Linked DNA regions of Homo sapiens: regions 1 and 2 are each linked to region 3. The links are chromatin loops, found by intact Hi-C in ENCODE. Cell type or tissue: endothelial cell of umbilical vein. All regions are shown on one strand. Links, peaks and the distances in the headings refer to the core of each region. The heading gives the core; the rest is flanking DNA. Region 1 overlaps SUPT20HL1 (SUPT20H like 1). Region 2 has its middle 55 kb from the start of SUPT20HL2. Region 3 overlaps PCYT1B (phosphate cytidylyltransferase 1B, choline).

Region 1 (10,156 bases), core at 1,225-9,224, 190 kb after region 3:
TTCTGAGATACCAAACAGCTACCACAGCCCTATTAAAAAAGCTCTTTGAGTAGTTTACAAGCCCATGGGATTGGATTCTTTTGTCAGTCTGCCTTATCCTCAAAAAGGTATTAAAAACAGTAAACACCATTCACAATATTACTCTGTAGATATATATCTGTGTTTCTCAAGAGGATTCATTGGAGGAAGGGTGTCTGAATTAGCTGTGTGGGATCTGTGTGGGTGGGATGGCAAGTGGGGAGAGTCGTGGATTTGAAAATGCCTCCTTTCCTCCTTGATGTAGGGGTGTGTGTGTGTGTGTGTATGTGTTTAAGTTAGGTTGGTAGAACAGTCTGGCAAGATTCAAATCTACTGGGGTATGAAAGCCCATTTTTATAATCCACTCATCGTGGCCCTATCACTGAACTCTTGATCTTTTTTTTAAACCATATGAATGTGAGTTTCCTTATTTAAAAACAAGTAAGTACAATTTGGTGACTATTCACCACATCATGCTATGCTCTATGTATGATCCTTAACATGCATTATGTCTATCGGTCATCACAGCAACTTGGGGAGGTTGGAACTCTCAAACCCATTTTGCAGATGAGGACACAGAGGAGGCTTATACAGATGAAGCAGTTTGCCCAAGGTAAGTAGACAGCAAGCATCAAGAGTCAGGATCTGAAAGGCCACTGTTTCAACGATGGTATGCCACCTCATGTGAACTTTGCATTTTCTGATTTGATTAGGGAAGACAATGACCATGCACTAAATGTTGAAAAATGACACATTCAATGGATGGAAAAGATATTTTAGTCTGAATGTAATTGTTTTGGGATTGGGCCGTCCTTTTCAAACTTGACTGTGTATACAAATCACCTGGGAATCTTATTAAAATGCAGATCCTGCTGGACGTGGTGGCTCACTCCCGTAATCCCAGTGCTTTGGAAGGCCAAGGCAAGAGGATCGCTTGAGGCCAGGAGCTTGAGACCAGCCTGGGCAACATATAGAGACCCAGTCTCTACTAAATAAATAAATAAATAAATAAATAAATAAATAAATAAATAAAATAAAATGCAGATCCTGATTCAGCAGGTTTGCAGTAGAGCCTGAGATTCACATTTTTTTCATTAAAAAATAGTGCTCTTTATTATAAATTACTGAAATGTTTCTTTTCTGAATAGAAATATAAATATGTGCAAAGTTTGACTTGGATTAGGATTTTATTGAGTTCTTCAAGCATCTCCTAATAGCCTCGAGGGCGTGAGTAGGGGGGAGGAGAGAGGACTGGAGGTGGAATCTTTATAAAAGAGTGATTGAGACATTGTAAACATTATTAAAAAACAAGAAACGAACAAAAAAATAGAGAAAAAAACCACCCCAACACACAACTGCCCTGTCCAGCCCAATACCTGACACAGAAAACTTTGTGTTTGTTTAGTTGCACCCCCCCCACTCCCCACCACACACACACACACACACACACACACACACACACACACACACACAAATCTGTTCCAGGTAATTCCATCGCTGCTACATTCCTGTAAGTTGTCACTGATCAGTGCTATGACAGAGCGGGAGCACCTGGGGTGGCAGCAGTCAGCATCTCCGATGACCTCCAGCTTCCCTCACCCAGGCAGGAGGGAGGGCTGTGCAGGGGCTGGGGGCAGTGGGACCTGGTGGCTCTGCTCTGACCACGAGGCGCCTCACTGGCCAATACTTACTGGGCTAACACTCCCAGTGCTCAGCTGGAAGGCATGGGTTTCCGCCCCCTCCCCACTTCCCTGTCTGTGGGCTGGCTGGGTGCCCTCCGGTGAGTCCCTCAGCCTCTCCACGCACTCCACGCATCCAGGCTGAGTGTGTGGCTTTCCTATGCTGGGTCCGTCTCCATGGTACAGGGAGCATTTAAGGCGAATGAGAATCACATTTCTAACCAGCTCCCAGGTGATAACGCTGCTGCTGAGCTGCAGACATTTCAAGTAGCAGGAGATGAGATACAGTGTTTCTAAATGTCTTGTTCATGTATAATATCATTTGATCCTTACCTAAGCCCTGTGAAGTAGCCATTATTATTTCTACCTCTTAGATGAAGAAGTTGTGAACTCTTAATCTTTAATTTAAAAGGTGAACAGTATTGTAGCTCCTCAGTGCATTTATACTATCAACGAATCTAGGGGTATTCTTTCAAGTACAGTGGGTATAAAAGTATGGTTTGACCCCCAGGCTCTCCCCCTCCAATTCCTCCTTCGCATTCCTGCCTCATAAACTATGCTAAACCACAGCTCCAATCATAGCGTTTCTCCCCCAATGGTGGCTCCCCAATATTTCCCAAATTAACTTCATATTTCTCATTTGGCATTCAAGACTGAAACTGTAGATTTTACATCGAATTGTATGAAATTGCCTTTTTAATGGAGCAAAAGTATCAAATATCAACAATCTCATATGGTTCGACCTAATATTATCTGCCTCATATTTACTTTGTTAAACTTCTCTATAGCCTTTTTCTTTTCCATATTGTAATTATTTTTTCTCTTTTTTTTTTTTTTTGGAGACAAGGTCTTACTGTATCACCCAGGCTGGAGTGCAGTGGCGTGATCTGGGCTCACTGCAATCTCTGCCCCCAGGTTCAAGCGATTCTCCCACCTCAGCCTCCCCAAGTAGCTGGGACTACAGGCACGCACCATCTCACTCAGCTAATTTTTTTATTTTTTGCTAGAGACAGGGTTTTACCATGTTGGCCAGACTGCTCTTGAACTCCTGACCTCAAGTGATCTACCTGACTTGGCCTCCCAAAGTGCTGGGATTACAGGCATGAGCCACCGCACTTGGCCCATATTGTAATTTTTAAGTTTCTTGTAATTTTAATACTTAACCTGCTAACGACCAGCCCCAACTTCTGGTGAAAAAATCTCAGAAAAATAAAAAGAAAATGTTCCCTCTTCCCTGCAGCTTCAGAGAAGCAGACACTATTATGTGACACAGAGCCAGTCCCATGTCATAAAATTCTAATGGGGAACATTCATGCAAGTATCTATCCCACTCTCCTTGCCAGCGTGGAGGCTTGGATGAAAGACCATAATCCTAGTCTGTTTTGTTACTATAAAACTGTCCTTGGAAGTGTTATTTCTAAAGAAATGTATCTCTTAAGTTACCTGGATATCAGAGTGTGTTGCTATGTCCTGTGAAATGGCACCTATAACACCTAAAAGTCTGCAACTCTGGTTGGTCATCTTATTAAATAATGTGTTGCCCTGGTAATAATAATACGGAAATTGTCAATTCTGTTTTCCACAAGGTAACAAATATTTCGGTTAGAAGCCTTTGTTAAGTGGAAGAAGAGCTTTAGAATTTCTTTTTCTCCCTTTAGGCATTTTCAATCCTGTGATTCTGTTGGCTTCCTTATTCTTATTCTTTTTCTTTTTTCTTTTTTTTTGCAACAGGGTCTCAGGGTCTCACTCTGTCACCCAGGCTTGAGTGCAGTGGTGCAATCATGGCTCACTGCAGCCTCCTTGGGCAAGCAATTCTCCCACCTCAGCCTCCCGAGTAGCTCGGACTACAGGCACGCACCACCACGCCTAGCTAATTTTTTTTTTTTTTTTTTTTTTTTTTGAGAGAGACGGAGTTTCATCATGTTGCCCAGGCTGGTCTCAAACTCCTGAGCTCAAGCAATCCGCCTACCTCAGCCTCCCAAAGTGATGGGATTACAGGTGTGAGCCACCATGCCCCACCTGGCTTCCTAATTCAAACAGTAGAATCTGTCTCATTTAAATTACCAAGAAGATCCATGCTACGGAGCCAGCCTGTCTTAGCCCTTTCCTTCACTTCCGCTCTGCACGTACACCATGCTATAGATAGCGCCTCTTCTGCGCTGATCATCCTCCACTGTTCCTTTGCTCGTGTGATTCCTCTACTTAGAACACCTTCTTCCCGCCCCCATCTAAACCTAACAAAATCCAAGCCAAGGTCACCTGAGGGTCACCTCCTTTGTGAGGCCTTCCCCAATTCCATCCAGTAAGATTTATTTTTAATGATATTTGTCATCGTCTCCTTGATGTAAAATCATTTATTTCCCTTCTCTCTCTGAGTAGACTTTAATCCCACTGAAGACAGAGAATGTGCCCTACTCTTCCCCACCATTACCTAGCAAAAGGCCTTGCATGTAAGCATGCTCTCAATACTTAAAAAATGACATTGAAGGCCGGGCACGGTGGGTCACACCTGTAATCCCAGCACTTTGCGAGGCCAAGGCGGGCAGATCACATGAGGTCAGGAGTTCCAGACCAGCCTGGCCAACATGGCAAAACCCCGTCTCTACTAAAAATACAAAAAATCAGCCAGGCATGGTGGCAGGCGCCTGTAATCCCAGCTACTCGGAAGGCTGAGGCAGGAGAATCGCTGGAACCCAGGAGGCGGAAGTTGCAGTGAGCCGAGATGGCACCACTGCACTCCAGCCTGGGTGAGAGAGAAAGACTCTGTCACACACACACACACACACACACACACACACACACACACACAAGACATTGAAGCAGTTTCCCTACAATCAATATTAAGGGTCATCTTGATGTAATTGACCTCTAAAACCAAACCCCTCTTCTTCCCCACCATACCTTGAAGATTCTAGGGCCTGACTCATTATCATCCTCTTCAACACTATGCCAGCAGTATGAATTCTTGATGATTTTGGTATCCACATAGATAATCCTTCCAGTAGCCTGGGCCTTCAACTCCTTGACCTCCTCTCCTGCAAAGATCCTGTTAAGACATCAACCACAGGCAACCACACTACCATGGTTTTACAGTAGAACTCATCATTATCAATAACCATAAGAGCCTCCATAATCTCAACTTCAAACCTCCCACTCTCCAAACACTGCCAAACAATCATTTCAAAATAACTGGCTTCTCAGGGAGTATGAAAAAGATGCATAGCTCCAAATATCACTTGTTAAAAATCACCCCGTTCCCCTTCCCCTTCTTACTTCCAGTGGAAGTTTAACATTTCTGTAGAGGAGCCGCTTAGAGCCCAAGAGTAATCCTGCTTAGAAGAAGGCAGGGCATTAGGGGATTTGTTTTGAAGCTCTATTTGCATAACACTTTACACAGTTCTTAGAAGCATCACTTTTCCATATCAAAGAATGCGCTCCATAGCGAAGACAGGCGTAGAGAGCTAAAGTTTCTCAAGCTGCCTCCCGCTTCACACTGACTTTCTCAAGTCTTACAATAAACTCGTTAGAGTTTATCAGACTCACCCAAAACAGTCCTTCCAAAACCTGTCTCACCAGCCATAGGCCTCATCGCTTTTCCTTCTGCTCTTTCCCATTGGAAATTGGGAGGGCAAAGCCAGAGATCTTAAATAGGCAAGGATGGGAGAAGGCTGGGAAGCACTGTGTGTGTGTGTGCTCGTGCGTGTGTTCGCGCGTGCGTGTGTGCGTGCTTGTGTGCACGTGCGTGTGTGTGCTTGTGTATGTGCGTGCGTGTGTGTGTGTGCGCGCGCGCGCGCGTGTGTGTGTGGCGCTCACGCATGATAGGACTTTTCCTGTTGTCCCAGAGTTGCCAAAGGTGGAAACAAAAAGCATCAGGTGCTCCCACATCCTAACGAGGGGCTGCAACCAGCCAGCAGACACGTTCTCAGAGAGTACTAAGAGATGGCAGAACTGGCCCTATTTGGACTCTGACCGTTCCCTTCAACCACTCTTTTCCAGCCTCTGTAGCTACGGGAGGATGGGAAGGGGAGGGAGAGAAGTTGAGTGTTCCTGGGGTGGAGGGGGGAGCTTTTCTTTTCTTGGGACAGAGTAGGAAGGGGTGAGGAAAGGAGTGCTGGGACTCCCCTGCTCTCCCAAGCCAAGAGTTGTATGTAGAAGGGAGACCTCTAAGAGGGTCGCTCCTGGAGAGTCGGAGGTCTGCATGAAGGCAAAGTTGGCATCCAGTTTTACTGCCTGGGCTCGTGTGGAGCTGCACAGACCCGCAGGCCCACACTGGACCACCCTGGAGCCTTGGAAACTGTGGGCGAGCTTGACGCATATTCTTTGAGGGATGTGTTGTATGTGAACCTGGAGTCTGGTGCCCCCTTGTGGTCTAGAGACATCTGAACGTGAGCGGTTCAAAAGGTACTGAGGGGCGGTGTGCCCGGAAAGCAAATGGGAGCATCACTTCCACCTTGATCCCGTGAGCCCACAGCTTCTGAATTTGGAAAGGCTCCACAGGAAGGAGCACAGCAGGGCTTACTAAGAGAGCCGCTCTTCAAGAGGCCCCAGAGGAGTCAGAATCCAAGTGAAGTTCAACACCGTCGCCGCAGAAAAAAGAACCAGCCCCGTGCTCAGAGACCCTTCACCTCACTCAGCAAATCAGAGCATCACACCTGCAAAAGGACCATTTTCGCAGGAAGATTTCTCTCTCCCTTCTCTCGTCCTCCCCCACCCACCAGACCAGAGAATACGATATTGAAATTGTAATTGGGACTGTCAGCTTTACCAAACAAGAGAGCCCAGCAAGTCATGAGGTCCACCCAAGGTGTCATTAAAGGATGGGAAAAGGGACTTGGTGCTGCATGGTTGAAAGCAGTGGTTGGGAAAAATAAAATGGTTTCACCTGTATAGTCCACCACTGAGTTGAGACTCATCAATGCATCAGTTACATGTACCCAGGCACAAGGCATAGACTTCAGAAGCAGACAGAAAGGGAGCTGAAAAATTGTGCCACTTAATAGCTTTATTGCCTCAGGCAAGGACTATCTGAGCCTGTTTCTTCACTTGCAAGTAAGGATAATCATACCTAATGGACATTATGACTAGGTTATTAAAAGGATTAGAGGCAGCATATATAAATGAATAGAAGCTACTATTTATTGATGGATGTGTTGACACATGGAGGGGGCTGTTTCCAGTTTCCCAAGACAAAAGACAAATAAAAAGAACTAGTAAAGTAGAAATAAAAAATAAGAAGTGAGGAATGCTGAAGTGCCAACCATAAATGTAAACGCAGCGATTTGAGCTACAAATTTGGTTTTGAGTTTCCCGGCAGCTGAGGCACAAAGAGAAACCTCAGAACTTGCACAACTACAGTTATCAGAAAGGAGGAAGGATGCCTTCTCAGGAGAGACAAAGCTTTTCCTGGCTCCAAATTTCAAAAGCAACATCTCAGAAGTTTTTCTGCATTGGCTTGTAAATTACCTGAAACCTTGACTAATCTTTACCAAGGGGTTTCTAAAGCTTTAGAACTAGTGATGTAGTAATTGGGACTGGGACAAATTATTGAAGGTGAATGACCTAGATCTCTACACTCTGGATCACAGTGGTATTCTGCAGCAATTACTCTCCTATAATTCTTTAAATTCTCTCAGTTGAACTTTCCCTGCTACATTCATTGTGAGATCACCCAAAGGACAATTAGACTCACCCCTTCTACCTCAAAGAAATGTTTTTATTTCCAACTCATGCAGAAGCTTCAGACTGAGGACAGATTTAAATAAAAGTATAGATATATTTTTAGATGAAATAGCTACATTCAAAAGGCTTTTCTCTTTCCCAGATGTAATTCTGGCCTACAAAAGCCACACTGCTCTCCCTTCAAAGGCCACAGTCACCTTTCAGGGGTATTAGCACATGAAGTAAACAGCCTTTGCAAAACAGTGCTACAGGTGAGCTTTCCCACCCCAACTGCAGAGGCACCTCCACTAATCTGCAAATGCTAACGTGGGTTTCCAGGGAAGTTGCCAAAATAAGCTCCTGTCCTCCCTCACCTTTACTTTAATCCCCAAATAGGTTTTGCTTTTACCATATGGTAATTATTTCCAAATCATAAGTGCAAACACTCACTCTGATTGGAAAATTAGCAGATTTCAAACTCAGGTAATTTGTCCCTAATGAGGAACTTGTTGAACTGAATTTAACAATTAACTCGCACACCCTTTGCTGCCTGCTATGGGAGTAAAGCAGGGAAGACAGAAGGGCAAGTCGAGGGCTGGGGCCTGGACTTCGAGTACAAGATAAAGGTTGGGATGGGGGGAAGGTGTGTTAATGGGGCTGTAGGAATATCAGGAACTTGACTATTCAAATGGATATAATATCTATGAATTCATATATAAATGAATTTCAAACATATGCCGAAGTAGAATAGTATAATGAGTCTCCATATACCCATCAACCAGCAGCTCCCACAATTATCAACTCATGGCTGATCAGGTTTCACTTCTGCAGGAGGAGCTAGAGACCCAGAAGATGCACAGGAAGGAGGTGCAAAAGGAAGAATAAAAGAGTGGTGCCGGCCAGGCACGGTGGCTCACGCCTGTAATCCCAGCACTTTGGGAGGCCTAGGTGGGTGGATCACCTGAGGTCAGGAGTTCGAGACCAGCCTGGCCAACATGGTGAAACCCCCATCTCTACTAAAAATACAAAAATTAACTGGGCGTGGTGGCGGGCACCTGTAATCCCAGCTACTTGGGAGACTGAGGCAGGAGAATCACTTGAACCCGGGAGGCAGAGGTTGCAGTGAGCCGAGATCACGCCACTGCTCTCCTGGGCAACAGAGGAAGATTCCACCTCAAAAAAAAAAGAAAAAAAAGTGCAGTGCCTCTCCTCTCTCCCACTCCCTTAGGTTCCAAGCACTTTAGGGTAGATACGGGTTGTTGAGTTGACTGCTGGGAAAATGAGTGTCCTCCTGGTAGGTCTTTTGCATATGGCTGTACAGAGCCTGGCAAAAGACTGACCTTTTCCACCCTCCTCGCTCCATGGCTGGGGCGACTTGATCCTGCAGGTCCTGGCCCAGATGACCATAGGCCATGAGGATCTCAAGAAGCTCCAGCCCACTACATGCAATCAGCATCATAAATCTCACTCCACCTGTGTGCCCCAAACCCAGGTCATGCCTGATGCTCTGTCCCCATAATCTGCTTTGCTCCTGTCCCTCTAGAACTGCGCTGACCCACACAATAGCCACTAGCCATACATGGCTATTAAGCACTTGAAATGTGACAAGCAAGACTGAGGAACTAATTTTAAATTTCATGTACTTTTAATTAATTTAAATTTTAAAACTTGTACTTGATTCAATTATGGGAAAACTTCCAAGTATGTTTGGAAAGTGAATCTACATTTTCAACTATAAGGTTTACAAAATCTAAATACAGATCAAATATTTGATGAAAATTTGGTATATGAATTGAGAGTCTCTGCAGTCGGAAGCCTCATGTAAAATGCCTCATTGAGAATTTTAAAATATTGATAACATAGGAATGATATTTGGGATATATTTGGTTAAACAGAAATTATTATTAAAATGAATGTCTCGTTTCTTTCTACTTTAAAAAAATGTGACTACTAGAAAATTTAAAATTATATATGGGTCTCATATTATACTTCTATTGGATAGCCCTGTTCTAGGGCTAGAGTCCTCTCTTCACTTGCAATTATTCTCAAGGAATATAATCCTGTTCCCAAATTCCCACCCTGTGACAAAGGCTCAATTCCACCTGACATGTCCTGTTGTGCTGGGCCTACCTGGATTTTCCTGGATGCTCATCTGCAAGCCTACCTTCTCTGCAAACTGTCAGAACATTCTAGGGACAACTGCTTTCACACAACCACTTCACCATCAACGTTCTGCTGTTAAGCCCTGAACATGCAACCTGCAGAGAACTAATTTTGAATTTGTCCTGGGATAGCATCCAGGTTCTCATGATACTAAAATAAATAAAAAGTTTACTCACAAAATGTAGCCAGCTAATGTCTTCAAAAGGTACCCTGTATCAAAGTACCAAGTAGGTGGGGATAATTAGAAGGAAATCAACAAAGTTTGCCAAACAGTCATCTGAAACAAAGCTGAATTTATTTGCCTGCCTGGGAGGAAAGAGCCACATCACTCAAGCACAAGTTTGGCTGGTAGCTCCATGTAGTACTTGAAAGGACCAGATAGACAACAAAGGAAGGAAGTAGACCAAATCTGATGATATTCTGAGTTCAGGTCTCTAGTTGGCACCCAAAGCTAAGGAGAAACTCTTCTTTGCAACCAGTCGTTGCACTGGTTCGCTTCTTAAAAGTGCAGGCACCATTTCCAATTATGCCCAGGATGATCTGATGGACTTGGTGTCACTCAGGAAATTCGATGTGTTTTCTTGAAGTTGGCCAAGTCTTTCTTTAACAGCATCAGTAGCACATTAGTAATAGGTTTT
Region 2 (10,156 bases), core at 1,332-9,331, 300 kb after region 3:
TGGACTCCAAGTTCTTCAGCTTTTGGACTCTTGGATTTAGTGGACTCTTAGACCACTGGTTTGCTGGGGCTCTTGGGCCTTTGGCCACAGACTGAAGGCTACACTGTCAGCTTCCCTACTTTTGAGGTTTTGGGACTCAGACTGGCTTCTTTGCTCCTCAACTTGCAGACTATCATGGGACTTTACCTTGTGATCATGTGAGTCAATACTCCCTAATAAACTCCCTTTCATAGACACATCTATCCTATTAGTTCTGTCCCTCTAGAGAACCCTGACTAATACAGTGACCAAGGGTGAGAGCAATGGAGATTTGAAGTCCAGGGTGCAGAGCATGTGGGACCTTGCAGGTCTTAAGAACAACTCGAGTGTTATTCTGAGAAAATGGAGCAGAGGGATTGAACAAAGGAATAACACTATTTGACTTAGGTTTTAACGAGATTGTTGGCAGCTGTGGTGAGAACAGAGTGCAGGTGGGCAAGGACAGAAGCAAGAAACCGTTTGGGAGGCTATTTGAATAGCCCAGGTGAGAAATGGTGGTGGCTTAGATCTTGGTAGCAGTCAGAGACAGAGGGAAAGGTCAAGGGAAATGGCTGAATTCTGTCGATCATTTGAAAATATAGCCAAGAAGATTTGCTGACAGCCTGGATATGGGTTATGGGAGAAAGGAATCGAGGATGACACTAAGGTTTTTGTCCTGAGCCAGTGCAGCTGAGGTGAGGAAGTTTGCAGGAGTAGCTTGAAGTAGAGCGGAGGGTACACATCCAAGACTCTGATTGGGACAGGCAAGTGGGGTGCCTAACACATGTCCAGATAGAGATGTCTAGTAGACAGTTGGATGTACAGCTCAGGAGGGAGACAGGTTCAGGCTTGAGATATAAACTGGGGAGTTATCGACATATAGATGGCTTTAAAGTCCTGAAACACTAAAGGAGATGACAGAGAGAGTAGATACAAAAGAGGTTTAAGGATTAAACTTAACACTTGGAAGTTGGGAAAATGAAGAGGACCCAGCAAATGGGACAAGAAAGAGTGCCCAAAAAGAGAAACCAAGGGGGACTCCATCTCAAAAAAAAAAAAAAAAAAAAGAAGCCAGGTCGGGCACGGTAGCTCACACCTGTCACTCCAGTGATTTGGGAGGCTGAGATGGGAGGATTGCTTGAGCCTAGGAGTTTGAGACCAGCCTGGGAAACATACCAAGACCCTGTCTCTACAAAAAATTTAAAAATTAGCCAGGCTAGGCCAGGCACAGTGGCTTCTGCCTGTAATCCCAGCACTTTGAGAGGCCAAGGTGGGCAGATCACCGGAGGTCAGGAGTTCAAGACCAGCCTGGCCAACAGGGTGAAACCCCGTCTCTACTAAAAATACAAAAATTAGCCAGGCGTGGTGGCAGGTGCCTGTAATCCCAGCTGCTCTGGAGGCTGAGGCAGGAGAATGGCTTGAACCTGGGAGACAGAGGTTGCAGTGAGCCGAGATCACACCATTGCACTCCAGCCTGGGTGACAGAGTGAGACTCTGTCTCAAAGAAAAAAAAAATTATCCAGGCATGGTAGTGCACACCTGTAGTCCAAGCTACTCTGGAGGCTGAGGCGGGAGGATCACTTGAGCCCAGGTCAAGGTTGCAGTGAGCTATGATAGTGCCACTGCGTTCCAGCCTGGGCAACAGAGTGAGACCCTTTCTCAAAAAGAGAGAGAGAGGAGACAGCTGGGCATGGTGATGCACACCTGGAGTCCCAGCTACTTGGGAGGCTGAGCCAGGAGTTTAAGGCTATAGTGTGCTGTGATGCTTGAGCCTGTGAATAGCCATTGTACTCCAGCCTGGGCAACATAGCGAGACCCTGTCTCTTTAAAATAATAAAAGAAGGCAAAAGAAGTGAGTAGGGTATTGTGGGAGCCAAGGAGTAAAGTATTTCAAGGGGAAAGTGATCAACATGTCAAATGCTGCCACTAAGGACTGAGAAGTGACCATTGGACTTTGCAAATGTTGGAGAGCTTTTGTGACTAGGGCAGTTGCAGTTTGGTAGAGAGATGAGGTCTGATTGGGTAGGTTCATGGGAGAATAGAAGCAGAGAAATTAGAGACAATAAACAGAAGCAACTTTTTTTTTTTTTTTTTTTTTTTTGAGATGGAGTTTCTCTCTCTCTCTCACCCAGGCTGGAGTGCAATGGCACAATCTCGGCTCACTGCAACCTCCGCCTCCTGGGTTCAAGCTATTCTCCCACCTCAGCCTCCTGAGTAGCTGAGATTACAGGCGCCTGCCACCACACCCGGCTAATTTCTGTATTGTTAGTAGAGATGGGGTTTCGCCATGTTGGTCAGGCTGGTCTCAAACTCGTGACCTCGTGATCCACCCGCCTTGGCCCCCCAAAGTGCTGGGATTACAGGCGTGAGCCACCGTGCCTGGGCTTTTTTTTTTTTTTTTTTTTTTTTAAAGGCTGGAGTATTGAGCAGAGCACATACGGGCTGGAGTGCAGTGGCACAATCATAGCTCACTGCAGCCTTGAACTCCTGGGCTCAGGCAATCCTCCCACCTCAGCCTCCCGAGCAGCTAGGACTACAGGCTCACACACCACTATACCCAGGTACATTTTTATTTTTTTTCTAGAGACAGGGTGTCACTGTGTTGCTCAGGCTGGTGGTCTCCAGCTCCTGGCCTCAAGCAATCTTCTTATCTCAGTCTCCTGAGTCACTGGGATTACAGGCATCAGCCACAGGGCCTGGCCCAGAAGCAACTCTTATTAATTAATATCAAAGAAATAGTAGCACGTGTGCTGATGGGAGTGATGCGGTAAATAGGAGAAAACTGGTGATGTGGTAGAGAGGAAAGAATTGCCACAGCCTGTTCTTGAGAGGGGATAGAATCTAGCACTCAGTGGAGAGGCTGCGGTTGGCTAGGAACATAAGTCATTCGTCTTATTGGAGAGGAAGTGGAGTATCACGGGTTCAGATGCAGGGGGAAGGGAAGCTGCTGTGCTGGGAACTTGTGCACATGCTCTTCTAATAATTTCCATTTCCTCAGTGAAGTAGGAAGCAAAGTCAAGCTCAGCTGAGAGAGTGAAAATAGAGGAGGAGAGGTTGAAAGTTTGAGGAGAGAGTTAAAATATCCAGTGCTAAATTTTGCTTGGATTTCTATGCATCGAAAGCAAGCTCTTCAGTAGTTAGAGCACAAGACATACCAAGCCCAGGAGGGAGTTAAAGCAAAGTCCGAAGTACATTGTAAGATCAGTGTTGGCAGAAGGGAGGGAAGAGAGGAGTGCCAAGGACGCCAGGATGCCCGCAGCAAGACAGGAAGTACCCCAAAGTGGACAAAGGGCATACCAGGTAGGGGGCCAGAGATACCAGTAATGGGGGCCCAAGTTAGACCCCACTGTGAGGTCTGTCAGTGCCTCCAGGAAGCGATAGATAAAGGGCATTCCCTCCATTGTGCCTGTTTACTCCCTTCAAATGGAAGATGGGATGTAGAAGGTCAAGTAGGCCAGGAAGAAACATTTGTTTGCAGGGCCCCCCACCTCCAAGTGGCTGCCCCAGCTTCCCCATTAACACAGGGTGTGCTGTGATGATTATGCCTGTGAATAGCCATTATACTCCAGCCTGGGCAACATAGCCAGACCCCATCTCTTTAAAAATAGTAAAAAAAAATGAAAGAGAGAAGGCAAAAGAGGTGAGTGGGATATTGTGGGAGCCAAGGAATAAAGTATTTCAACGGGAAAATGAAAGTATTTCAAGGGAAAAGTGGCCCAGCTCTTCCATTAACACATGGCAATGGAGTGGGTGGCAGGGGGATGCTATAAGGAAGGAGAGAAGGATGATCTTCTGCACTTTAACAAGCTCCCAGTGCGAGAAGACTGTGGTTCTCAAGTGTGATCCCCAACCAGCAGCATCAGTTTCACCTGGGAAATTGTTAGAAACGCACATTATCGGGCCCCACCCCAAACCTGCTGCTATGGTTTGAAGGCATCCCCTCCAAAATTCATGTGGAAAGGGTATCCCCATGGTGGTGGTATTAAGAGATGGGGCCTTTCAGAGGCGTTAAGCCACGAGGGCTCTGCTGTCATGAATGGATCCGTGCCATATAAAAGGGCTGCAGGGAACGGCTTAGGCTTTTTTTGCCCCTCTGCCCTCTACTATGTGAGGGTGATGCTAGGAGAAGACACCATCCATGGAGCAGGCCCTCACCGGACACTAAACCTGTCGGTGATCTTGGACTTCCTTGATCTTGGACTTCCCAGCCTCCAGAACTGTGAGGCAACATTTCTGTTCTTTATAAATAACTCAGCCTCAGGTATTTTGTTATAAATAACTGAGTCTCAGGTATTTGGTTATAGCAGCACTACGAGACTAAGACATCTAGTAACTCAGAAACTCCGAGTGCAGTGAGGCCCAACAAGCTGTGTTTTAACATGATCATTGGTATGTACACCAAAGTTTGAGAAACAGCGCTTGAAGGCAGCCTGCAGCAGTTTCTGTCTGTTCTTATCCAGTACTGCCACCTATTGGGCAAGCTCTTCAGAAGCTCTGAGGTTAATACAAACATTAGGAAAAACAAAAGGGAATTTCCTTTTTCAATATTAAATAACTTTACAAACCAAAAGCAAACCCTTTGCATTATGCAAACACTAATTTTCCATGGTCACAATGAGTGTATTTAGACTCTTCTGTTTCTTTCATAAAACATTTTGTACCTGCTTTCCATGTATTCACCTAGTAAAACATAGAGTTAGTATTTTTGTTATAATATTCCATCAGGATAAAATTACGTAGTCACAGTGACCACACATTTCAAAGTAAACTGGATGCATGGTCTGGCCAAGCATAAACAGGTGAAGACAATGTGACCTGATATTTGGAATTCATACCATCTGTGGAAATCTTAGACGTTTGTTAGATCACAAATTAGTCTGTTGTTCCACGGTTTTATATGCTTGAGCTCTTTCTGGTTTTCAGTAGTTACTATCAATAAGGTAATAAGTACCATGTTACTATAGCTGGGTAGTTGTTTCTTTGGGATTATAATCCCTAAAGTAAAATCTCTAGCCCAAAATGTATAATAACAGACAGCATTATTTTAAATAAGTTAAAAAAAAAAACTAGAAATAACCCAAAGGTGTTTGCAACAACCTTATCACAACATAGTGCCAAGGAATCTTGCCAAGGTTCCTGGCTTCCCAGCATCTTTGGAAGCTTTGTTAGTCCTGCCTCCTTGGTAGAAGCCAGAAAACTTGCTTTCTCGGCTTCCTTTGCAGACAGTTCACACACGACCCAGGGCTCATCCATCAGCCATCTCAAAATCGGACTGATTACAAAGTGAGCAATGTGAAGAAGCAGGAAACACATGGAACCTACTTTCTGGTGAGGGTGGCAACGGCATCCAGAATCCAGAGGTTCTGGAATCCAGTTCTCAGTATCACAGGTGCAAGCTGTGGGTCCACATCCAGTGGTCTTCACTGGACAGCCAGTGATGCGGTTTGAGCAGTACTCCAGGCTGAGTAACATTTAAGTCCAACACTCCGGCCCTCTCAGAGATCTGTGAACTAATTTTCTTTGTTTGTTTGTTTGAGACAGATTCTCATTCTGTTGCCCAGGCTGGAACTCAGTGGCACGAACTCGGCTCACTGCAACCTCCGCCTCCTGGGTCCAAGCGATTCTCCTGCCTCAGCCTCCCGAGTAGCTGGGACTACAGGCACCCGCAACCACGTCTGGCTAATTTTTTGTATTTTTAGTACAGATGGGGTTCCACCATGTTGGCCAGGCTGGTCTCAAACTCCTGACCTCAGGTGATCTGCCCACCTCAGCCTCCCAAAGTGCTGGGCTTACAGGTGTGAGCCACCGCGCCTAGCCCGTGAACTAATCTTCTTTAATAAACTCCCTCTTGGGCCAGGCGCAGTGGCTCATGCCTATAATCCCAGCACTTTGGGAGGCCAAGGTGGGCGGATCATCTGAGGTCAGGAATTTGAGACCAGCCTGGCCAGCATGGTGAAACCCTGTCTCTACTAAAAATACAAAAATTAGCCGGGTGTGGTAACAGGTGCCTGTAATCTCAGCTACTTGGGAGGCTGAGGCGGGAGAATCGCTTGAACCCAGGAGGCGGAGGTTGCAGTGAGCCGAGATCGTGCCACTGCACTCCAGCCTGGGTGACAAGAGCAAAACTCTGTCTCAAAAATAAATAAAAATAAACTCCCTCTCTGCCTGCATGATTGTTCTAGTACTTTTGCTACATTACAAATCAACCTAAAACTTAGTGGATTATGTAGTTTAAGTAGGGTTTCTCGATCTCAGCACAGTTGGCATTTGGGACCAGATAATTCTTTGTCCTGGAGGCTGTCCTGTGTCCCTGCAGGATGTTTAGCAGCACCCCTGGTCTCCACCCACTGGAAGCAAGTACCACCATGCACCCACCTCCAAGTTATGACAATATCTCCAGGCATTGCCACACATCCCGGGGCGGGGTGCAGCGCGGTGCAAAATCTCCCCCAGTTGAGAATTACTGGCTTAAAGCAACATTCAAGTATTGAGGACTGTATTAGCTGGGAGGGTCTGGCTTAGTGTGATTCATGCAGTTGTAGTCAAATGGTAGTTAGAGCTGGACCAGTGGGGGATTGCAGCAGCGGGGGGCTGGCTGGAAATCTTTTTCTTCTCATGTAGCCTCAAGGGCTCTTCCCATGATCTCTCTGTATGAGCTTGTTTGGGCTTTGTCATAGCATAGTGACGTCAGGTTTAACTACTTGTATGGAAGCTCTGGGCTCCAAAGGGGTGTCTCAAAAAACTAGGTAATGCCTCTTAAGACCTAGCCTCAGAAATCACATGTTACCATTTCCACCATAGTCACAAGATTCAAGGGGAGGGAACACAGATGCCACCTCTCCATAGGAAGAATGCTAAAGTTACATTATAAGGTCATGTGGAATGGGAGACATTGTTGAGAATTTCTTTAGGAAAATCTCATCTGTCCCAGTGATCAACGTCACTACTCATCAGGAAAATGCAAATTAAAACCATGAGATACCTCTACAAATCCCCAGAATGGCTAAAAATAAAAAGGCTCATAATACTAGGTATTGGCAAGGATGTGGAGCAACTGGAACTTTCATACATTGCTGATGGGAATATAAATTGGTACAACCACTGTGGAAACATTATTTAACTGTATCTACTAAAGCTAAATACATGCCTGGTCTATGGCCCAACAATCTCTTTCCTAGGTTTGCACCTAAGAGAAATAAATGCATATGTATACCAAAAGACATGAATGAGAATGTTCCTAGAAGTTTTATTCAGCATAACTAAAAACTGGAAAAGAACCAAATGTCTGTCAATAGGAGAAGGAATATGTGATCTATTCATCCAATAGAACATTACACTGCAATACAAAAGGACAACTTATATACACAACAAGGGTGAATCTCCTAACTATATGTTCAGCAAAGGAAGTCAGACACATACGTATGGTGTAATTCCATGTATATAATGTTCAAAAACAGGAAAACTAATCGATGATGATAGAAATCAGAGGAAATGGTTACTTGTAGTGGGAAGAGGGGATTCATACTGGGAAGAGGCACAAAGAACTTCTGGAAGGCTGAGGAGGATCATCTATATTTTGATCCAGGTGGTGATTACACAAGTGTATACACATGTAAAAGTTAAGGTGTATAATGTATTAACTCTCTTTGAGTACTTTATTCCATTCCTCAGTAAAAAGTAGAAATAGGCCGGGCGCAGTGGCTCGTGCCTGTAATCCCAGCACTTTGGGAGGCCGAGGCAGGCGGATCACCTGAGGTCGGGAGTTCAAGACCAGCCTGACCAACATGGAGAAAGCCCATCTCTACTAAAAATACAAAAATTAGCTGGGTGTGGTGGCACATGCCTGTAATCCCAGCTACTCGGGAGGCTGAGGCAGAAGAATCGCTTGAACCTGGGAGGCGGAGGTTGCAGTGAGCCAAAATCGTGCCACTACACTCCAGCCTGGGCAACAAAAGCGAAACTCTGTCTAAAAAAAAAAAAAAAAAAGTAGAAATAAAATTCCTTTGCTGTTTAAAAGTAGTTAGTAGATTCTATCAGTTAAACTAAGACCTTCACCCTTCACGTCAGGAGGATGGTGACCCTTGCTGCTAGGAGGTCCGGGCTCACACTGCAGCCACAGTGTTCCTATGAGGCCTGCCCCTCTGCCAGTTAGGCCCTCTAGATAACCATTTCCACTAGGGATGCACCCAGGAGAATTTTCCTAGGGGAGAGAAGTACACAATCAAGCATTGTAACCATAAAATATTAAAAGCTTAGCAACCAAAAAATGTATCAGTGAATAGCAGATTATACACAGCTGAAAGATAAACCAGGAAGCTGAAGGCTATATTGAGAAATTTTCCCAGAACAGAGCACAGAGATAAAGAGATGAAAAGAATGAAGAAAATTGTAAAGACACATGGAGAAAAGATTCAGTAGTTACAAATTCCTCTAAAAGAATTTCCAGAAGGAGATAATTGAAGCAATATTCAAAAAATAATAGTCAACAAATTCCTGGAACTGCACCAAAACACAAGTCCTTAGATTGAGAGAGACCTCTCTGAATGCTAATCAGGATTTAAAAAAAAAAAAAAAAACATAGACACTGTGGTAAATTTTCAGAACAAGAAGGATGAAGAGCTACCTAAAAGTTACCAGAAGAACAAAAAGACCCCCCAAAAATGAGAACAAGATTAACATGAGATATCCCATCAGCAAAATGGATGCAAATATATTGATCATTGCTGAAGTCAAGGGAGGGATATCTGGGGTCTCATTGTGTTATTCCTTCTACTTTTCTGTAAGATTAAAATTGTTCAGAGTAAAAAGATTTTTTTTGTTTTTTTGGTTTTTTTTATGGATGCAAGAAGATAATAGAGTAATAGTTGCTAAGTGCTGAGGGAGAATATCTTTGGTTTTTGTTGTTTGTTTGTTGGGTTTTTTTTTTGTTTGTTTGTCTGTTTTTGAGATGGAGTTTCGCTCTTGTTGCCCGGACTGGAGTGCAATGGCGCGATCTTGGCTCACTGCAAGCTCCGCCTCCCGGGTTCAAGTGATTCTCCTGCCTCAGTCTCCTGAGTAGCTGGGATTACAGGCACCCGCCACCACACCCAGCTAATTTTTTGTATTTTTAGTAGAGACAGAGTTTCACCGTGTTGGCCAGGCTGGTCTGGAACTCCTGACCTCAGGTGATCCACCTGCCTCAGCCTCCCAAAGGGCACACTCTGCCAGGGAAAATATCTTTGAACTTCAAATTCTATATCTATTAATATTGTCCTTCGAGAATGAGGGCAAAATAAAAACATCCTCAGATTACAAGGACTCAGACATTTGATCATAACAGATGCTCCAAGAGCACTTCAGTAAGAGAAAAATGAAACCAGGCTGGGCACAGTGGCTCACGCCTGTAATTCCTACACTTTAGGAGGCCAAAGCGGGAGGATCGCTTGATCTCAGGAGTTCAAGACCAGCTTGGGCAACATAGTGAGATCCCATTTCTACAAAAAATACAAAAATAAACAGTCAGGAGTGGTGGCACATGCCTGTGATCCCAGCTACTCAGGAGGCTGAGGTGGGAGGATCACTTGAGCCCAAGAGGTTGAGGCTACAATGAGCTGAGATCACACCACTGCACTCCAGTCTGGGTGACAGAGTGAGACTCTTTCTCAAAAAAAAAATAAATTAATTAAAAAATGAAACCAATGAGAAGTGCGAGACTTCCAAACTGGCTGTTCTTTTTCAATATCGTTTTGATTATTCTGAGCCCCTTACATTCCATATGAATTTGAGGATCACCTTTTTTCATATCTGCAAAAAGACCATTAAAATGTAATATGAAATGTATTAAATCTTTTTAAAATTGTGGATATTATTGCCATCTTAACAATATTAAATTTTCCAGTTCATAAATAAAAAAAAAGAAACCAAAAGAAACGGTAGGATGCCAGAAGCAATAGACAACAAAGAAATTAATAAGATACGTGGTAGGTCTAAATTATTGCTTATAAAATTCATAGTCTTTAATACCAAATTGTAACTAAAATTCAAGATATATCAACATGGAAGAGATAGGAGAGGGAGGAAGGGAATTCAACCCTTTTTTTTTTTTTTTTTGAGATGGAGTCTCACTCTGTCGCCCAGGCTGGAGTGCAGTGGCGTGATC
Region 3 (10,156 bases), core at 1,195-9,194:
AACTTTGCAAAAAATTCCACTATTTTTTGCCTTTTTTCTTATTTCATGGTGTTTTTTTTTTTTTTGAGGTACAGAAGTTTTAAAATTTTGTGTAGTCAAATGTCAATGTTTTCCTTTATGGTTTCTTTCTTTGCTTTTATGCTGACACCCAAAGGTATTTCTAAAACACAGATCTGATCAGACTCCGCCCTTGATTAAAATCTTTCTGGGTTTCTTGAGTAGGAAATCCAGTCTCCTTGTGGTGCTCTAGGTCCAGACCATTGCCACCCCATGGGCATTTGGGGTTCTGGCCACACTAAGCAACTTAGACTTAGTACTCCTTACTTAGCATGCTCTGTTTAGAAAGGCCATCCTCTACTAGCCCCCATGGACCCACTCCCCATCTCCACCCACCTCTTCCTGGGCATTATCAAAGACCCAGCTGAGACATGACCACCTCTTCTACCCTCTTCTTCCCCCCCTTCCTCCTGTGTAGCACCTGGTCCCCAGAAGATCTCTGTAACGGTTTGTAAAATGAATAACCCAAAGGACAAGCAAAGCCTAAGATGGTAAATAGGAGAATTGGCTTTCAGGGCCAGTTTTGTATCAAAGGATTGAACTGAGTGGCTGGGGGCTAAGGCTCAAATGTGAGCAATTGAAAGACCCCAGGCAGCACAGGCAGGATGCTCAGGAGTTGGTGGGATGCAGCGTCTGGGAGGCTGAGCAGCAGGCAGCAGGCACAGTAGGCTGGGAGCACTGGGGGCCCAGTGGGGAGCTTCAGGGAAGGGCTCAATTCTGAAAGCACCCAGCAACCATCACATGAGGTCCCAAACTGGTAAACTGATCTTAACCACCGAAACCTCCTCCCACCCCACAGTCTTCCCCAAACTGGGAAATGGCATCACTGCTTTCCAATTTCTTGGACCCGAGACTGCAGTCACTTGATTCCCGTTCCTCCCACACCCCATGTCCCATCTGTCAGTGAGTCCCGTTGGCTCTACCATGAAAACATAGCCAGACCACATACTGTAGGATTCTATTTTGATGACATTCTAGAAAAGGCACAACTGTAGGGACAGAAAACACATCTGTTGCCAGTGGCTGGGGGAGGGGAGACTCCAAAGGGTCATGAGGGAATTTGGGAGCTGATGGGACCCTCCTATGCCTTGATTGCAGTGGTGGTCACTCAACTGTATGCATTGTCAAAACTCACAGAACTGGCCGGGCGCGGTGGCTCACACCTGTAATCCCAGCACTTTGGGAGGCCAAAGTGGGCGGATCACGAGGTCAGGAGATCGAGACCAGCCTGGCTAACACGGTGAAACCCCGTCTCTACTAAAAATACAAAAAATTAGCCAGGCCGGGTGGCGGGCGCCTGTAGTCCCAGCTACTGGGGAGGCTGAGGCAGGAGAATGGCGTGAACCCGGGAGGCGGAGCTTGCAGTGAACCGAGATCGCGCCACTGCACTCCAGCAAGACTCTGTCAAAAAAAAACAAAAAACAAAAAAACAAAAAAACAAAACAAAACAAAAACTTAACAGAACTGTACACTAAAAAGGGTGAGTTTATTATACCTCAGTAAAAATATGGGGGAAAATATACTAGGAATCCTGCCATTTTTCAGCACACTGCCATCATCCCGGGCCGGGCCAGGCTCCATCACCATCTTGGATTTTTTTTTTTTTCTCTTGAGACGGAGTCTCACTCTGTTGCCCAGGCTGGAGTACAGTGGCGCCATCTCGGCTCACTGCAACCTCCACCTTCTGGGTTCAAGTGGTTCTCCTGCGTCAGCCTCCCCAGAAGCTTGGATTACAGGTGCCCACCACCCTGCCCAGCTAATTTTTTGTATTTTAGTAGAGAAAGGGTTTCACCATGTTGGCCAGGATGGTCTCGATCTCCTGACCTCAAATGATCTGCCCGACTTGGCCTTCAAAAGTGCTGGGATTGCAGGCATAAGCCACCGCGCCTGGCCTTGGATTCTTATTGCAACGGGCTCATAAGTGGGCTCCCTGTTCCTGCCCCCGCCTCACTGCCATCTGTTCCCAACACAGCAGTCAGAATGGTCTTTTGAAAACAAGCAGCAGATTGTTAATCCTTTGCTCAGAATTCTCCAGAGGTTTCTCTTCTCAGAGGAGACTGTACGTGAAACTGCCGCCTGATATGTCTCTGGCCTGATCTCCCGCAGTGCCTCCCCCTCTCCCTTCCCCACCAGCTCGCTCCATACTGCCACGATGGCCTCCTCCTCTCCTGGGACCTGTTGCATGGGTCCCCTCAGACTGAAAGGCAGAGTTCTCACAATGGCTGCCAAGGCCCTCCATGGCACAGCCCTCTGTGCCTTCTCTGGCAACCTCTTCCCAACCGCCTCCCTCAGCTCCTCCCCATCTATCAGCCCTCAAGGCAGCCGCGGTGCCCTGCCTGCGCTTCCTGGGTGTGCGTTCCATGCTCCTTTCTTGGGGTGCTCTGTCTGGAGTGCGCTGCCCTCTGATTTCCATTCACCTGGTCCCTCCCCTTATCTCTTCCAGGTTCTTCACTCAAGAAGCGTTTTCTCAGTGGGGCCTTCCCCGAGCACCCTGTTTGCAATCGCAGCTGCCCTGCTCCCAGCCCCACTTGCTATCCTCTCGCCCTCTTTTTCTCACAGACCACAGATCCATCTGACATACCATATTTTGTTTATTGTGTGATTCCTCCTCATATCTGTGAGGGTATGAGGTCAGGGGTTTTGTTTTCTGCCACCCCTCCAGTCCGTAGGTCATGACTACTTGCCTGGCTAGTCAGAGACACTCAGTTAAATTTTGTAGATGGAAGAAAAAAAAGGAAGAAGGAAAGAGTGTTAAGAACCAGTGGTAGCTGGGCATGGTGGCTCACGCCTGTAATCCCAGCACTTTAGGAGGCTGAGGTGGGTGGATCACCTGAGGTCAGGAGTTCAAGACCAGCCTGACCAACATGGTGAAACCCCGTTTCTACTAAAAATACAAAATTAGCCGGGCATGGTGGCGGGCACCTGTAATCCCAGCTACTTGGGAGGCTGAGGCAGGAGAATTGCTTGAACCTGGGAGGCTGAGGTTGCAGTGAGCCAAGATCATGCCACTGCACTCCAGCTTGGGTGACAGAGCGAGACTCTGTCTCAAAAAAAAAAAAAAAGAGAAAAAAAGAACCAGTGGTGACTGTAATCTTCTGTCACTACCCCTGAATATCACTCGGTTCCTTACTATACATAGTCTTGGACAACACGGGATGTGGTATGAGTGTAGGTTTGTGGGCTCAGGAGTTTTGGGGTAGTGGCTCTCCTGCCTGCCTTACCTTTTTGTTTTGCTGCTGCCTCAGATTGCAAAGTTAACAGATGCCTTCTCTCCAATTTATCTTTAGAAGCAGATGTTCCAGGAGAGGAGCAGCCGGATGCTGCAGGCCTTATCCCCGAAGCAGAGCCCTGTGAGCAGCCCAACCCGGAGCCGGTCCCCTTCCCGCTCCCCATCGCCCACCTTCTCATGGCTTCCACTCAAAACCTCACCCCCTTCCTCACCCAAAGCAGCCTCAGCCTCTATCAGCAGCATGAGCGAGGGGGATGAGGATGAAAAGTAGAGGCTGCTGGGAGGCAAGAGCCGCACCATGCAGGATGGGGAGGAGGGCGAGAGTCACAGGGTTGCCTGGGTGGTGTTTGAAGGGTAATAGTCACAGGAGCTGCAGCTCAGCAGAGAGACCCTGAACTCTGCTAAGGGAAGGTCTTGGGACCAGTTCTCTCTCACTCTCCGTACAGCTGAAGAGTTGGGCGAGGTGCAGAGACTTCTAGCTGGACAACCTACACAAACCTTAGCGTCTAGAGTCACTCTAACCTTGCTAAGGAAGGATGCAGAGTTCCCTAGAGAGACTTGCACTGATGGGGTGACTTCTGCTTTGGTCCTTCCACCACCCCCACCAAGTAAACCACCTGTGGCAGCGGCTGTTCCCTCAACCTGCTACTTCTGCGTCCATAAGGGTCCTGCACGTTGCCTCCCACCACCCCAGCTCTGCCAGAATAAAATTGTTTCCAATAGAGGTGGCAAAGTGCTTCTGAAATAGTCGAGAAAAAGACAGATTCCAACCTCCTCAGTCCAGCCACTGAGACCTGATGTTGGAACGCATCAGCTCCTTCCAGTTCCATGAATGTGGCTCATAGACAAAGCCTTGCTTTAGGCTGGTTATAAAAGGTCATCTAGTGTGAACCTTAACTTTTTATTCAAAGGACAGTTTTGTCAAGAACTCCACGTAAGGCCTGATGTGCTCCTGGTTGTACTTTCTCATCACTGGTTTGACTTCATTGTTTTGCAGAAATTACCTTAATCCGTGGGAACTGCAACAAAGAAAAACTTCCTAATATATAAAAAAGAGGAGCTGCTTTGCTTTGCCTCCAGGTTTAGCGGACAAGAAATGTCTCCTGAAGCTTCTCCTTAAAGGATGCTATTATGGAATGGCTTTTCCCATTTCTGACCAGTTAACAGTTTCATAGACCTCAAGTAACAGTTTGAGGTATCAAACATAGTATACCAATAGGGGGTGCTACCTGCACGTATCTGTTCTATATATGCTCCAATATGTCATCCCCGGGTGTATCCCATGTGCAATATGAGTATATAGTGGTGGCATTTTATAATAGACCCCACTCCTGCGCTCCACCATAATACTCCTCTGAAATCCTTGGTCTCAAGAAACATCTGTTCTCTTGTGACTTGGGCACTTTGTCAAGCTTATTCCAGATTCCTGTGGAAACGTTTTATCCCAACCAGGAAATTAGTATTTTGTTCTCGTGGCCTCCTATAACATTTTTGGGTGAAGGAGAACTCAAGACTTTTTACAGAGAACTGTGGGCTCAGTTATGATCTCAGCATCTGAATGGTCTAGGTAGTATCACCATTATCTCTGGCCCTAGGTTTGCCAAGTAGGATGAAGACTCTAAGTGTTCCTGCTGAGTTGTCCAAAGGTCCTGCTCCTTAGTCACCTGTGCGAAATGAGCAGGGAGAGTTAAGGCATAGAACCAAACTCTTTGGGTTATTGTATGGGTATGCCAGTAAATTCAGACACAGAGCTGGGGTCTGACTGAATAGAGGCCCAAACCAGCAACTTGTAGGCAGAGCCCAGAATCTCTTGTGATAGAAATACCCCTTTTCAGAGGCCTTGGGAACCAGCCTTCTAGGTGACAAGGGGACAACCAGTGAAGGAAGGCGGCATGTCTTTCCCCTTCTTGTTGGGGTTGAACTACCTCCCTATCCACTTGGAGATGAGTGCTGTCTGCTGTGAAGCAAAACTATGAGGCTGAGCTGGCTTGGAACCTCTTTGTTCTTGGCACTTTCCTTCTCCAGGACTCTGGGAAGCACTCATATGGGACAGAGGGCTGGCAGGAACATGGCATGTGAAGAAGAAAACTTCTTTTTGCAGTCAAGGGCCACCCAGAATATTGCTCTTCAGAGAGGGACAAGGGCCTCATTCTTCCATTTGGTCTCTGTCTTCCATCATGCACTCAGGTCAAGCCATGCAAGTCTGCCTACCATTTGAGTTAGTTGGCACTTGTAGCAGTGAAGGATGAGGCCAGCCAGGCAAGGGAAGGTGGCGGGAACAAGGGAAGAGAAAAGGAGGAAAGAAGTTCCTGGAGGGAGGAAAGGAGGATAAAGAAAATCTGCTCTCATAAAACCATTTCAGGACCTCACTTTACAGGTGAGACTCTCTTGGGAAGGCCTTTGTGCCCCTGCTCCATGGCCCAGGGCAGATAGATTCACTTTTACCTGAATCTTATACTCTGGAGCAAATAGTGTATCAGGCTGACTATACATTTGCAGGCCTTACACGCCATACTGACAGGTGCCACTTACGTGACTCATCAGATAATGTCACCATTGCTGCCAATTATGGGAAATAACTAATGCCTATTCCAGGGATGAGCCCAAACCACACATAAATGGGTTCTAAATCTCACCCTCCTAACCTGCAGTGAGTCCCCCCGTTCCACCCTCTTGAGGCTGCAAATCTACTGAGAAGGAATGGGAAGGATTCTACAACCCAACTTTTGATACTTTTTGGCCATCTCTCAGTCTCTCCCAGCCCCTACCCCCACACCACCTCCCTGCTCCCAGGCAGAGACCGGGTTGCACTTTGTTAGGGCCAGCAGGTCAACTGTAATGGCCAAGAGTGAGTTAAGGCTGGAATGAGAAATATGCCCCAAGCTTGGAGGGGTAAGCAGGAATAACACAAAGCAAGGAAAGAGATTCTTTTTGCCCTAGTGAGGAAAGGAAGCTTCAGAATGAGGGCTGGAGGATAGCAACTTAGGACTGCAGAAGGGGGCAGCTTATGAAGATGGGAGAAAGTGGGACTGAAGTTGTAGGGGAGCAGGAGGGTAGTGATTTTCCGCTTTTCTTTCTTTCTTTCTTTTACTTTCTTTCTCTTTCTTTCTCTCTCTCTCTCTTTCTTTTTCTTTCTTCTTTCTCTTTTTCTTTCCTCTTTTTCTTTCTTTCTTTTTCTTTCTCTTTCTTCCTTCTTTCTTTCATTCTTCTTTGTTCTTTCTTCTTTCTTTCTTTTTTTTTTTTTTTGAGATGGAGTTTTGCTCTTGTTGCTCAGGCTGGAGTGCAATGGCACAATCTCGGCTCACTGCAGCCTCCACCTCCCAGGTTCAAGGGGTTCTTCTGCCTCAGCCTCCCAAGTAGCTGGGATTACAGGTGCCTGCCACGACACCCAGCTAATTTTTGTATGTTTAGTAGAGACGGGGTTTCACCATGTTGGCCAGGCTGGTCTCAAATTCCTGACCTCAGGTGATTCTCCCGCCTCGGCCTCCCAAAGTGCTGGGATTATGAGCACGAGCCACGGCGTCCAGCCGATTTTCCGCTCCCTTTCAAGTGTTAACTCACCCCCTGACAGGTGAAGAGGGAAGGGTTCCTTTTACGCACAACCAAGGTTAGCAAATGCCCATGCAGGATATGGGGTCCCTGCCTCTCTGGTTGCTTCATTTCAGCACTTCTATATTAGCTGCTTATGGGGACCCTAAAATGAACTGGTCACCCCTCCACCAGCTAAGAAACAAGGGTGGGATTGCTGTGCCATAAGTCACACTGAACGACTTGCTTCTGGCAAGCATGCTCCTGTGTGTCAGGACCTTACCAAGGCAAAGAAATGCCAGGCTCAAGAGGAGCAGGACGTGAGACATTGGCCTGGCTTCTAACCTGGTCTGAGTGGAAGAGACACAGCTTAGGGATTTCAGTTTTGCTCTTAGGCTACTAGATACTGTTATTTCACCCCCTGAGGGAGGGACAGGAAGAGCACGGATTTATTTTCTCTCCGTCTTCAGTACTTATTTTAGCATCTAGTCATACCCCAGGGAGAGATGCGAGACGGTGTCACTGGCTCAGCTGAAGCAGATGAGCCCGTCTCTAGCAGAGATGTGCCTGTTTCTTAGGCATCCGTTCAGCACTAGTCTTGGCCATCAGATTTTTAAAAAAGAAATAGCTCATGAGGCATTTGCAACTTCTCCTCTCTAGACTTCTTTCTAGTTTTCCTCTGTTGTGTCACTGCGATGTGTCCAGGGACAAAGCCATAAGTAGAGCATACATACTTAAGACTATGCTGTACATATAAGACAAGACCTGTCTGGGTTAAAGCACGACCTTATGCCCAAGCATTTACTCTGGTGCTGAATAACGCGAACTACTGGAATCAGCCTCCCCCAACTCTGCGCGCCCCCTGCCCCCCTGCTCCTATCCCATTCTTGCTCTCAAATGGACCACACCATTCTCAACTCGTTTATAAATAAAGGGATGCAGAATTGCACTTTCGTGTGTCATTGTCATGTTTCTTAAGTGTGCTGCTGTGTGTTCCTATTTATGAACTAGCTCAATGGGGAAAAATACAGGCATTGCAGCAGCTGTCCTGGCCCACCGGCTGGCTCTGCCCAGCTGTGGCCCCAGCCCTTCAGAAGGATGTGACTGTGCACCGTGCAGAGCAGGGCAAAGCCTTGGAGTTGCCAAAGGCCCCACATTTGACTTGAAAGCTAGTTAGGAACAGCACCACGTGGAGGGAAGCTCACATGGTGAACCCAGTCAGGACCCTGCATTGTAGGCTCCACTACTAACTGACTTTGTGACCTTGGCCTAACCTTTTCACTTCTTTGGCCTCAAGGAAATTATTTCTAAGGTCTCCTTTGCCTGTAAAGGTCTCTGAATGTATGAGGCAGGCTGCATTGCCCCAAGCTTCTACCAGCTGTGATGCTGTCACTGAACGACCATGAGAAAGTACTGAACTCTCACGGGAGAGGTGGTCTTCCAGTCCCCTGGGGCCTCCACAGCCGCATTGGTGACTGGTTTCATGCCTTCAGCCTCCACACTTCTAGCATCAAGATAAAAGGCTCTAGAGTTCCATCCACTTTTCTTATCTTGTCACTTGACGGAATGCTTCCCAAGTGTACCTAAACTTTGGGAAGTGGCCATTTCAACCACTTTTCCATCTTTGGGGAAAAAAAGCTTCTTTGATCAGCTAGACACAGATAGATGGGGGTGGACGCACTAAATCTGGATCCCAAATGTCAACAGCTAAGGCAGATGTCAATATTCTGAGAACTGTGCTGGTGCCCTCCACTCGCCAAATTAAGGAAATTCCATTAACTCCATCTGGAGAGGTTGCGCTTTTTGAAATGACCACAGTTCTGACATTAGCCTCGGGTCCAGAATAAATAAAGCCAGGCTGGTAGTCAGCAAGGGAATGAATTTTAAAATGGAATACCTATTATTCGTACACCATACTATTTGGTTTCACCACATAGATCAAATGCATTCTTGACAGGTTGTATTTCAAGCAACAGTTACAAGTTTCTTCTTGACTTCCATGATGCCTCAGACATGTTCTCAAGGGGAAAACAATCAGTTACAAGGTGTACTAAAACCCATATTTAAGAACCTTGATATTTGCCCCCAAGAGAATTAGCCTTTGTTAATGAACATAATTCCTGGGGGAAAAGGTACACTATCAAAAGTGTTCCCACACATATCACACACACACAGTCCTCTTGTCTTGGAGTCTTCATTGGTAACTGGAGTTGAATGTTTAGGCAACTTCTCCAGGTATTCAGCAGGAACTATTAGATTAAAAGGACTCCCATAGAGATGCTTTTGAGACAGAGTGTGACAGTTCATAAGCATCAAAGTATACTTGGTGATCAACTTCTTTAAGAAACCATCAAGTAGAAACCAATCAAGAGTAAAATCTGAAGATCTCATTAAGAGCCCAAATATCTGTAGCTGATAGAAGCCTTATGTTAGTCTTTGACACGACTATAATGTGTATTCTAGAAAAGGCACCATATTGACTAAATATCAGCTGCAGTTGACCAAAATGTGAGAAACTTGGAGAAATGGTCAGAGCAGGGTTGACATGTACTGTTCCTAGAAACAATTTTTTTTTATTTTTTGACACAGAGTCTCGCTCTGTCACCCAGGCTGGAGTGCAGTGGTGGGATCTCGGCTCACTGCAACCTCCGCCTCCCAGGTTCAAGCGATTCTCCTGCCTCAGCCTCCTGAGTAGCTGGGATTACAGGCACACGCCACCATGCCTGGGCTAATTTTTTTTTTTTTTTTTTTGTATCTTTAGTAGAGATGGGGTTTTATCATGTTGGCCAGGCCAGTCTCGAACTTTTGACCTCAAGTGATCTGCCTGTCTCGGCCTCCCAAAGTGCTAGGATTTACAGGTGTGAGCCACCGCACCCGGCTTCACCTATAAACAATTTCTATTCTCCTTAACTTTATAATCTTTCTTGAGTGGAGGTGAAATAATTAAGCTACAAGCTTCCTGTACTCTATTCATAAAGAGTTCTGATGGAGGGATTAGCTACAAGTAAAATATTTGATCTGTAACCTTCGATTTAAAAAGAATTGATGATTCTCTACTTGAAAGAGTTGGAGTACTTTACCCTTTCCACAGGGACCTTTTCAACGGACTATACTTGCAAATATCCCTGTCACTCTAAAATGTCCAAGTCCAAAGAAAACTTGTCATCATCTGCCATGTGCGTAGCAGGACATGACCCATTACATAGCTTGAGAAGATAACCAGTCTTTTTAATCTGTTTGGTAGTCATGTTCCACTGGGAATATGTTGACAAAATGCCATTTACCAGCCTGATCACAGACCCACCTTAACACCACTGAGTCACTGATTCTTTTTCTATTTGT

Evidence for each region. Hi-C counts contacts between places; a loop is a spot of excess contacts. Peaks named below come from ENCODE experiments on the same cell type or tissue, not always from the same donor. Only the 100,000 strongest peaks of a DNase experiment are listed, where the experiment ranks them.
Region 1: it touches region 3 in a loop (18-fold over the local background); 4 of 110 quality-filtered maps call a loop at or near these places.
Region 2: a loop joins it to region 3, with 13 times the contacts of the local background. A loop is called at or near these places in 2 of 110 quality-filtered maps.

What each region holds. Positions count from the first base shown.
Region 1 is chrX:24,367,478-24,377,633 of GRCh38, reverse strand. It overlaps SUPT20HL1 (SUPT20H like 1), which reads right to left. Exons shown (of 1, transcript NM_001136234.3): 1 at 9,795-10,156. Among named protein-coding and RNA genes, the nearest start is that of SUPT20HL1, 12 kb to the right of the region's middle. RefSeq lists enhancers at 1,114-1,640, 5,353-6,128. In endothelial cell of umbilical vein, for the core only: a CTCF peak has its summit at 6,061 (motif pointing left); a DNase peak (open chromatin) is centred at 6,043.
Region 2 is chrX:24,254,088-24,264,243 of GRCh38, reverse strand. No RefSeq gene overlaps it. Among named protein-coding and RNA genes, the nearest start is that of SUPT20HL2, 55 kb to the left of the region's middle. In endothelial cell of umbilical vein, for the core only: a CTCF peak has its summit at 4,487 (motif pointing left); a DNase peak (open chromatin) is centred at 2,953.
Region 3 is chrX:24,555,694-24,565,849 of GRCh38, reverse strand. It overlaps PCYT1B (phosphate cytidylyltransferase 1B, choline), which reads left to right. Exons shown (of 8, transcript NM_004845.5): 8 at 3,345-7,763. The coding sequence ends at 3,557. Among named protein-coding and RNA genes, the nearest start is that of PCYT1B, 87 kb to the left of the region's middle. RefSeq lists a silencer at 4,432-4,591. In endothelial cell of umbilical vein, for the core only: no CTCF peak of the experiment used is centred there; a DNase peak (open chromatin) is centred at 4,509.